2 separate regions of the Homo sapiens genome follow, and region 2 is linked to region 1. Evidence: chromatin contacts called from ENCODE Hi-C data. All regions are on one chromosome and are shown on one strand. Each heading gives the region's core, a stretch centred on a gene start or an enhancer-like site at or near the end of the contact. The rest is flanking DNA. Distances are from core to core; before and after follow the strand shown. Region 1 overlaps PRKCA (protein kinase C alpha). Region 2 has its middle 60 kb from the start of CACNG4.

Region 1 (4,330 bases), core at 829-3,328:
TCTTAGGTATGTCTTTTTTAGCAGCATGAGAACGGACTACTACAGCCATGATCACTAGCTGAGTGTGCTGCTGGGGTCACCTGCTGTACTCCTGCAGACCTCAATCTTTACAGAGTAGAAAAATGAAGCCTGATATCCTCATGGGCTCTTTTTGTATATCAGAATCTCCGTCATCTCCCACCCACCAAATTGGTTTGGAGCAAGCAACCTGACATAAGGAGTATGACCTTCACAAAGTCATGTTGTGTAAGTAGCAGTTTCCCAAACTAGGCAGTGTAAGTGAGAGCTCTAAACCACTTAGTGGATGAGGGTATACTGATTTTAATTTTTAAAAGTTGAGTTATTATTGGAACATGAAAGAAAGCCTATTTCGCAGAATCAGCCAGTGAGGCATTCCTTCTTTTGTCAGGATCTTGTAGTTGCTATGTCAATTAATCTGCTTTCTATTTAGGCCATTGAAATAAAGTTATATCTAAAACCTTGAAGTAAGGTACAAAAAGTCTACAGCTTCCTGGAACACAGCCTAGACGCTGGAGTTAAACAAAAATGGACACAGGGGTCTTAAGACCCCCCAGTAGAATATGCAACACTGCTAGGGTGCCTTGAAGATCCTTTCAGGTTTGTCTTCTTTTTTATCTCTTTATTTTCCTTTTTTTTTTTGAGACGGGGTTTCTATTCTGTCGCCCAGGCTGGAGTGTAGTGGTGCACTCTCAGCTCACTACAACCTCCACTTCCTGGGCTCAAGCAATCCTCTTGCTTCAGCCTCCCAAGTAGCTGAGACTACAGGCATGCACCACCACGCCCAGCTAATTTTTGTATTTTTAGTAGAGGTGGGGTTTCACCATGTTGGCCAGGTTGGTCTCAAACTCCTGAGCTCAGGTGGTCCGCCCACCTCAGCCTCCTAAACTGCTGGGATTACAGGCGTGAGCCACCGTGCCCTGCCCCTTTCAGAATCTTCTGAGAATTGTCTTACTGTAATATTCCTTACACATTTGGTTACCGACCTTCCCAGTACGTCATTGGAGAAAGCAAAGGCAAAAGGGGGAAGGAGAGAAGTAACATTTGTTAAATGCTAACTGTGTGCCAACCACTTGACATGGTGCATGTTATCCCCATTTTACAGATGGGAACGTAGAGGCTGAGGGAGGTAAAGTAACTTGATTAAGTTTACCCTGCTATGAAGTAATGGAGTTGGGATTTGAACCACTAAGGAACACACTCAGGTATTGTTAAGTAAAAAAAAAAGGGATAATGATTGAGCACACTGGCTTACGCCTGTAATCCTAACACTTTGGGAGATTGAGGTGGGTGGATTGCTTCAGCCCAGGAGTTCAAGTCCAGCCTGGGCCATCTGGCAAATCCCTGTCTCAAAAAAAAAAAAAAAAATACAAAAATTAGCTGGAGGTGGTGGTACACACCTGTAGTCCCAGCTACTCAGGAGGCTGAGGCAGGAGGATCAATTGAGCCTGGGAAGTTGAGGCTGCACGGAGCCATGATCATGTTATTGCACTCCAGCCTGGATGACGGAACTACGATAACAACAACAAAACAAAACACATGATGAATACGCACTGAAAGATCAAATTAGATTCTCTACCTCCGTTGAAGAAGGTAAAAAAGTATATAGTAGAATCCCTCAGAAATATGAATGGTTAGAATTATTTTTAAAGTTTTGTAAATGTGGGGCAAATTTCTATTTTCTGGAAAATTCTTCTGGTGGAACACCTTGCTCTCTAAAAGTGCCAGATAAATGAGATTCCGCTTGATTTGAGAGCTAAGTTCTATGTCCAGTTCTTCCTTGCTGTTATTAAGCAGCAAAGAGAGACCCATGGTTGCACACTGGGAGGCTTTTCTCTTTATCGTTACTGTGTTTATAGACCCGACTCCATCGGGGGTGCTTTTAAGTAAGTAATTATTTTGGGGCATTGTTGCTCTTTTTCGTTCAGTGCGTAAGTATCACTCTCTACTGCTTTCTGATCTTTTTACTTTTATTTTTATTTTTATTTTTTAGTACTTCCAAGTGAGAAGGGATGTGGCCTCCCAGCTGGTGTTTGTCAGGGTTACATGGTACATGTGCAGGAAGGGCCACATCAGCAGGCCTTGAGTAATCCATCCGCAGTCTCGAAGGATGAATCATTCATGAAAGCAGTTTTCCATCCCGCTCACTGGATGCAAGCCTTTCTTGCAAAGTTGATTTCTTTTGCAAAATTAACCTTTGCTTTCTGCTCCTTGCCCACACAGCTTTTGAAATAGGAAGCCCACAGAGTTGTGTTGTTTTTTTCTAAGTAAGTCTAACGGACTGGGCATTTGTAACTTCAATTATTACGCAAGGTATTGAATTCCGCCTATGAAATCTATGAAGGTCATTGCCCGTGGACTTAGAAGTGCCTAGCAGAGTTGAATGGTATGTGGGCTGTGTGTGTATGATCCATATGGCTGAAGTCGTGGTTCTTACTATTACTATATGATTATGTATATTTTAAAAATAGCTCCTTCAGATTTTAACTAGTTTTAAAACTCAAAGTATGTGAAAGGGTTTGCATTTGATAGAGGGGGGAAAAGGCATACTTAATATCCAGGGTTGATAAGCGAAGGCGTGCCACCTCCTGTAAGTCCACCCCTTTCATCCTTTACCCCCATTTCTCACACTACTTTTTTGGTGTTTTGTGCGTTTTTATTTTTTCCGAATTGCAGCAGTGCAGACAGGGAGAAGAACTAAAATCACTCTATAGCTGGCCTCTGCTGCTCATTACGTTTTAGTGGGATAAAACCTTGTCTTGCCCTCCTAGTTGGAGAACCAGCTGAATTGCACCTTTGAATGTTGCTGGGTTTTGTGCCAACCTGCCAGCTGATGGGGCAGACCAGCAGCTTAGTGTCTCCTTTGCTGTGGAAGCAGAACTGCGTCCCCATTATTTGACAGGCAGGAAACGGTAAGGCTAGCAAAGCGGGGACTGAAGACTTCAGGTGTCCCAGCTCCTACCCCAGAGGTTGGTCGCAGACACAGGTTTATAAAACATCAGTATGTGGAGCCACCTTCTCTGAGGTTGTCTTGTTGTGTCTGTTTCTTCCTTAGAAAAGCACATCCCAGATGGGCATGATGGCTCACGCCTGTAATCCCAGCACTTTGGGAGGTTGAGGCGGGTGGATCATTTGAGCCCAGGAGTTGGAGACCAGCCTGGGCGACAAGGCAAAACCCCATCTCTACAAAAAATACAAAGATTAGCCGGGTGTGATAGTACACGCCTGTAGTTCCAGCTACTCAGGGGAATGAGGCAGGAGAATTGCTTGAGCCCAGGAATTCGAGGCTGCGGTACGCTATGTTCACGTCACTGCACTCCAGGCTGGGTGAAAAAATGAGACCCCATCTCAAAAAAAAAAAAAAAAAAGAAAAGAAAATCACATCCCAATCCTAATACTTTTAAAAGTTCATGTGCCAAATTTAATATTCAAGTTGCTAACATGTTATCTGTATGTAAAAAAACCTGTTCTTCTAACCAGACTTCTTCCAGACTTGTTTTGATCAGTCTCAACCAGCATATGTCATTGGCACATTTAAGCACAGGTATGTAATTTTTAGCAATAGTGAGATGTTCTATAGTGGAGTGCCCGTGTCACCTGAGTTGTGGTGAACAGTTTCAAATATCCTTCATTTTCCAGTATTCAAAAATGAGGAAATGACCTCAGATTTCAGTGCTATGATAATTCCCCTAGTTATCTCCTAATTCTGTGCTTATTTTGTGTTGCAGCAAGTGAAGCTCAGAGAGCTCGCGTGCTAGGTAGGCACTAAGTGGTAAAAATGATGTAACATTTTCTGGGGAAATGTATCCAAAGATCAATTTGTAATAGAAAAACAGTATTCACTGGGCACTTAGGTTTATATTATGATAGCAGATACTTGAGAACCTTCTTGGCATAGAGGCATTCTGTGGGTTTCATGGTGGCCCATGAGTTAATTGGCAGCTGGAGTGTGAAGTAATTGAAATAATTGACCCCTGAGATAATGGGTGTATAGGCACTGGGGTTCCTAACTATCGAGGAGGAGACTGGGGTTCCTAACTACCGAGGAGGAGACTGGGGTTCCTAACTACCGAGGAGGAGACTGGGGTTCCTAACTACCGAGCATGCTTCTATGGGATGTCATTGAGGTGTTTCCTGTTTCCGTGAACAGTGTCTAGTTTTTTCTTTTTTGACCCTCTATTTTCATCACTTCTAAGATGAGACCTTGGTTGTGGGCAGAGGGTGTGTGATATATTCTTTTAAACGTCGGGTCTGCTTCCCTCTGTTTGAACTCAAGTTGGACAGACAAATCCCTTCATGGATGGAAGCTGGC
Region 2 (4,330 bases), core at 1,023-3,522, 450 kb after region 1:
TCAGTTAATTTTGGAAGCTCTGAAGTCAGAGGACTGGACTTGGTTTAAGGCTCTGCCATGTGCTAGCTCTGGGGTCCCAGCTACTCACCTCACCTCTCTCTTCCTCCTAACTTAACAAAAGGATAATAAGAATCAACTTTATGAGCTGCAAGAGGATTCAAGGAAGACAGCCCTATAAGATTCTTAGCCAGTGCCCAGCACAGAGTAAGAGTAAAGTAAATGTCAGCTAATACCTTCACAGTTCTTGAAAGGTCTGTGTCTCAACAGAGGAGTTTCTTTCATCACAGACCAAGCCAAGGACTAACAGTTTGTGTAATCGGCAAATTATTAAGAAGCAACATGCTGGGGCTGGGAACTCGAGATGAAGATGGAGATGCAGTTGGAGCAGGGTGGGTGTATTAGCCTGTTTTCATACTGCTATAAAGAACTGCCCGAGACTAGGTAATTTATAAAGGAAAGAGGTCTAATTGACTCACAGTTCAGCATGGCTGGGGAGGCCTCAGGAAACCTACAGTCATGGTGGAAGGCAAAGGGGAAGCAAGGCACCTTCTTCACAAGGCGGGCAGAAAGGAGAAGTGCCGAGCGAGGGGGAAGAGCCCCTTATAAAACCATCATATCTCGCGAGAATTCACTCACTATCAGAGAACAGCATGGGGGAAACCACCCCCATGATTCAATTGCCTCCACCTGGTCTCTCCCTTGACAGGTGAGGATTATGGGGATTACAATTCAAGATGAGATTTGAGTGGGGACATAAAGCCTAATCACATCAAGGCTTTCAGGCTGCAGAATGGGAAGCTGGAAAGGAAATCCAGAATCCAGCAGGACGCTTTGACTCAAAGAACTGAGCAAGAGCAGAGACTAAGCAGAGGCCATAGGGTGGATAGATGGATGGTGGAGGGGAGTCAGGAAAGGTTCTGGAGCTGGCAGGCGTGGAGCAGAGGGCAGGGATGGCATGAAGCAGCGTCACCTGCCTCTGCCCACTCAGAACACAGAAGCCCCGCCCGCCGATTCCTGGTGTCCTCAAAAGGCAGAGGGAGGCAATGGCAGCATTCATGGCCAGGCTCAGAGGCCACACCCTAGGGAGTCTGGGGAGAGGGGGAATCATCCCCGGGACAATCTTGGCCCAGCTCCTGGGGGCAGCAGTGAGGGCAGAGGGGAGGGATGCAAGTCGGCCGGCATGGACCCACACATAGACGCCTTGACAGAAAGAGAGGCCATTCCTACATTGCTTCTTGGTTGAAGTCATTGGTACGTGCTCTATGAGAGAAGGGGATTTCCTCTGGGAGAGGAGCCTGCAATGGACTGAATGTGAATGTCCCTGCAATATTCCTGTGTTGAAATCCTAACCCCTGGTGTGACAGTGTTAGGAGATGGAGCCTTTAGCAGGCAACTGGGTCACGAATGGGGTTACTGCCCTTATTAAAGCGACCCCAAAGATGGACCCCTCTTTCCATCAAGTGGGAATACAAAGAGAAGCCAGCCGTCTTTAGCCCGAAAGAGGGCCCTTAGCAGCCCCGGACCACGTAGGCACCCTGATCTCAGACTTCCAGCCTCCAAAACTGCGAGAAACAATGTCTGTTGTTTAGATACCACCCAGACTATGGTACTGTGTTGCAGCAGTGCCAGAGGACTAACAGAAGCCCCAAAGATGATTAAAATTAACCAAAGATAATTAAAATTAAATCGATTTTTTTAAAAGAAGAAACACCAAAAACCCACTGCAGTTCAAACACACTTACCTGGACAGAAAATTTTTAGGGAAAAAAAAAGATAGCTGCAATACACACACACACACACACACACACACACACACACACACACCCCAAATGCCAAGCTTCTGAATGCAGAGCAGGTGTGTCCCACCGGGAGGACATTGCCATCAGGAGGCTCTGGCTGATAATTAAGCTACAAACATGTACAGAGGCATGGCTGTAGCCAGAGAACATTGTAGATCATTAGGAAATTTCACCTTCTCTAGCTAAGGAGAAGAAAAATGTGGAGAATCTAGCAATCGCCTCCAAAAGCTTTCGCTTAGTGCCAGTACAATCTAAGAACAAGGAAGGGGTCAGAGAAGGGCCATGACAGAAGGAGAGGCCAGGAGGGGGCAGGCCCCGGGCACAGGGTTTGAGCCCCTGTGTCTGGGACTGTGGGAGAGGACTCGCTGATAGCAAGTTACTGCTGGCAGAGTTCCCATTTTTTCAGCTCTTGCCCCTGGATCTGGGAATGTGCTGCTCACTTCCTGTAGTCTTTCTGCCTTTGAGAATGAATTTCTAAACAGTAAAGATCCAGCTCTATGAATTCACCAGCCATGACTTCAAAACAAGTTTCCCGACTTCAGAGAGGCACACCTGTCATTGACTTGGGGGGCCATTTAGGGAATCAAGTGCCCCTCACTAGGGCCCAGCTGGTTGGCATGGAAACCCTCAGTGCACAGATGCAGGCTCTGGCAGGTTCTGGCATATTCTGGGGCAGAGCAAACTCCCCCGCTGTTCTGATGCAGCCCATCTTGGCGCCCTGGAGCCTGTCCATGGCTAAAAGCCAAACCACGTCAACGTTGAGATATTTTCCACCAGCACGTTATCACTCAACAAATAATGGGAATGCTAGACATTGAGTAAATAAATACGAATTTGAACAGGGGACCTAAAGGGTTTGCTGACCAGTGGGGTCTGTGGTCAGGGAAGGCTTCCCTGAGGAAATGATGCTTAAGCCCAGTCCTGGATGAATGAGTGAGGGCTCCCCAAGGAAAGGTCTTGGACAGAGGATTTCATGGGACTGTCATGGGAAAGGCTCTGAGGTGGGCTTGAGAAACTAAGAGGAGCCCAGGATAGCAAGCAGGAGAGTGGAAGAACATAAGGGGTGGAGGCTATGGTTGGGGTGAAAATGCAGGCGATAACTGTTGTGCCCGTTACTTGGCATTTTTTAAAGGGGGCAGGGGTGATGAGCACGGTTTTTCATAAAAACAGTCAACTCCTGCCAGGTGTGGTGGCTCACACCTGTAATCCCAGCGCTTTGGGAGGGCGAGGCAGGCAGATCACCTAAGGTCGGGAGTTCGAGACCAGCCTGGCCAGCATGGTGAAACCCCGTCTCTACTAAAAATACAAAAATTAGCCAGGGATGGTGGCAGTTGCCTGTAATCCCAGCTACTTGGGAAGCTGAGGCAAGAGAATGGTTTGAACCCAGGAGGCGGAGGTTGCAGTGAGTCAAGATCGCACCATTGCACTCCAGCCTGGGCGACAGAGTGAGACTCTGTCTCAAAGAAAACAACAACAACAACAACAAAAACGGTCAACTCCAAACTTCTCCCAATCCAGACAGACCAGTTCACAAGGGCCTAATGTCTTTCTCTACCAGGTAGAGAACGGCCTGATGAAACAGTGGCTATTTTCCCCAACTGCTTACATGAGAACACAGAGTCTTGGAGAATCCAAATAACTTGCCCCAAACCAGGAGGCCAACATGTGAAGGATCCTCAGATTTGGAATAAGATTTGTCTGACCTAATTTCCGTCCTGGCACAATTTGCGTGCCGCCTGCAACTGAGTTTTCGTTGAAGGGTCACTCACTCCGCCATTGAGTGATATTTATTGAGTGGCTACTGCATGCCAGAGGCTGTTCTAGGCAGAGCCCCGGCCCTTGAGGAGCTTATCTTCTGGCGTGGGGATGAGAGGATGGAATGCAAGAACCACAGAACACACACCCATCACAGGCGTAGTGCAATGATGAAGATGCAATGGGATCAGGTGGAGGAGACTCAGGGGAGGCCTGAAGACGTGACATTTGGGTTGAGACATGAATGGCAGGGGACATTTGTGGACTCCATTAACAATAAGGGTTGTGATTAGGTTCAGAAAATGGCGGCTTAATTCACATGCATGTGAAATGTGGCACGGAGCCATGGTCAAGGTCGCCTCCTCAGACGCAAAGGGAGACGCTCCCTCTGGTGTCCAGATCCAGCAATTGCAGGGATTGAGCCGGCAGAAACTCAAAACTCGGGGTGTATTCCACATCCGCAGATACACAAGAGAGATACAATTCCTTGCATAACCCCCTGCAATTCAGAGGCAGTACGATGAGTGTTCTTAAGCCATAAATCAGTAAACATCCCCTAAATAAATAAATAAAAATATCTAAACTTCACGTAGATCTATGCCTGCACATGCCATATTTTTTGCAACATCTAGGTATCACTTGTGATCTTAATATCAACCTTTTTCCTGTAAATCAACTTGTTTGCTAAGATACATTTCATTTAAAAGAAAAATCTTTTGCCACCTCCTACAGTAAATGGAAATCCAATATCATGCACCAAAAAAGTAGAAGATAGC

Evidence for each region. Hi-C counts contacts between places; a loop is a spot of excess contacts on that map.
Region 2: a loop to region 1 is called in a map with no recorded cell type, with 2.7 times the contacts of the local background. The contact joins two enhancer-like sites. A Hi-C loop is called at or near these places in 1 of 37 single-sample maps with no recorded cell type.

What each region holds. Positions count from the first base shown.
Region 1 is chr17:66,457,838-66,462,167 of GRCh38, forward strand. The region is part of intron 2 of PRKCA (protein kinase C alpha); the gene reads left to right. Among named protein-coding and RNA genes, the nearest start is that of PRKCA-AS1, 43 kb to the left of the region's middle. Within about 2 kb of position 2,079, at least 12 of the 41 ENCODE cell types and tissues checked have a DNase peak (open chromatin) inside an H3K27ac peak, as active enhancers do.
Region 2 is chr17:66,902,924-66,907,253 of GRCh38, forward strand. No RefSeq gene overlaps it. Among named protein-coding and RNA genes, the nearest start is that of CACNG4, 60 kb to the right of the region's middle. Within about 2 kb of position 2,273, at least 15 of the 41 ENCODE cell types and tissues checked have a DNase peak (open chromatin) inside an H3K27ac peak, as active enhancers do.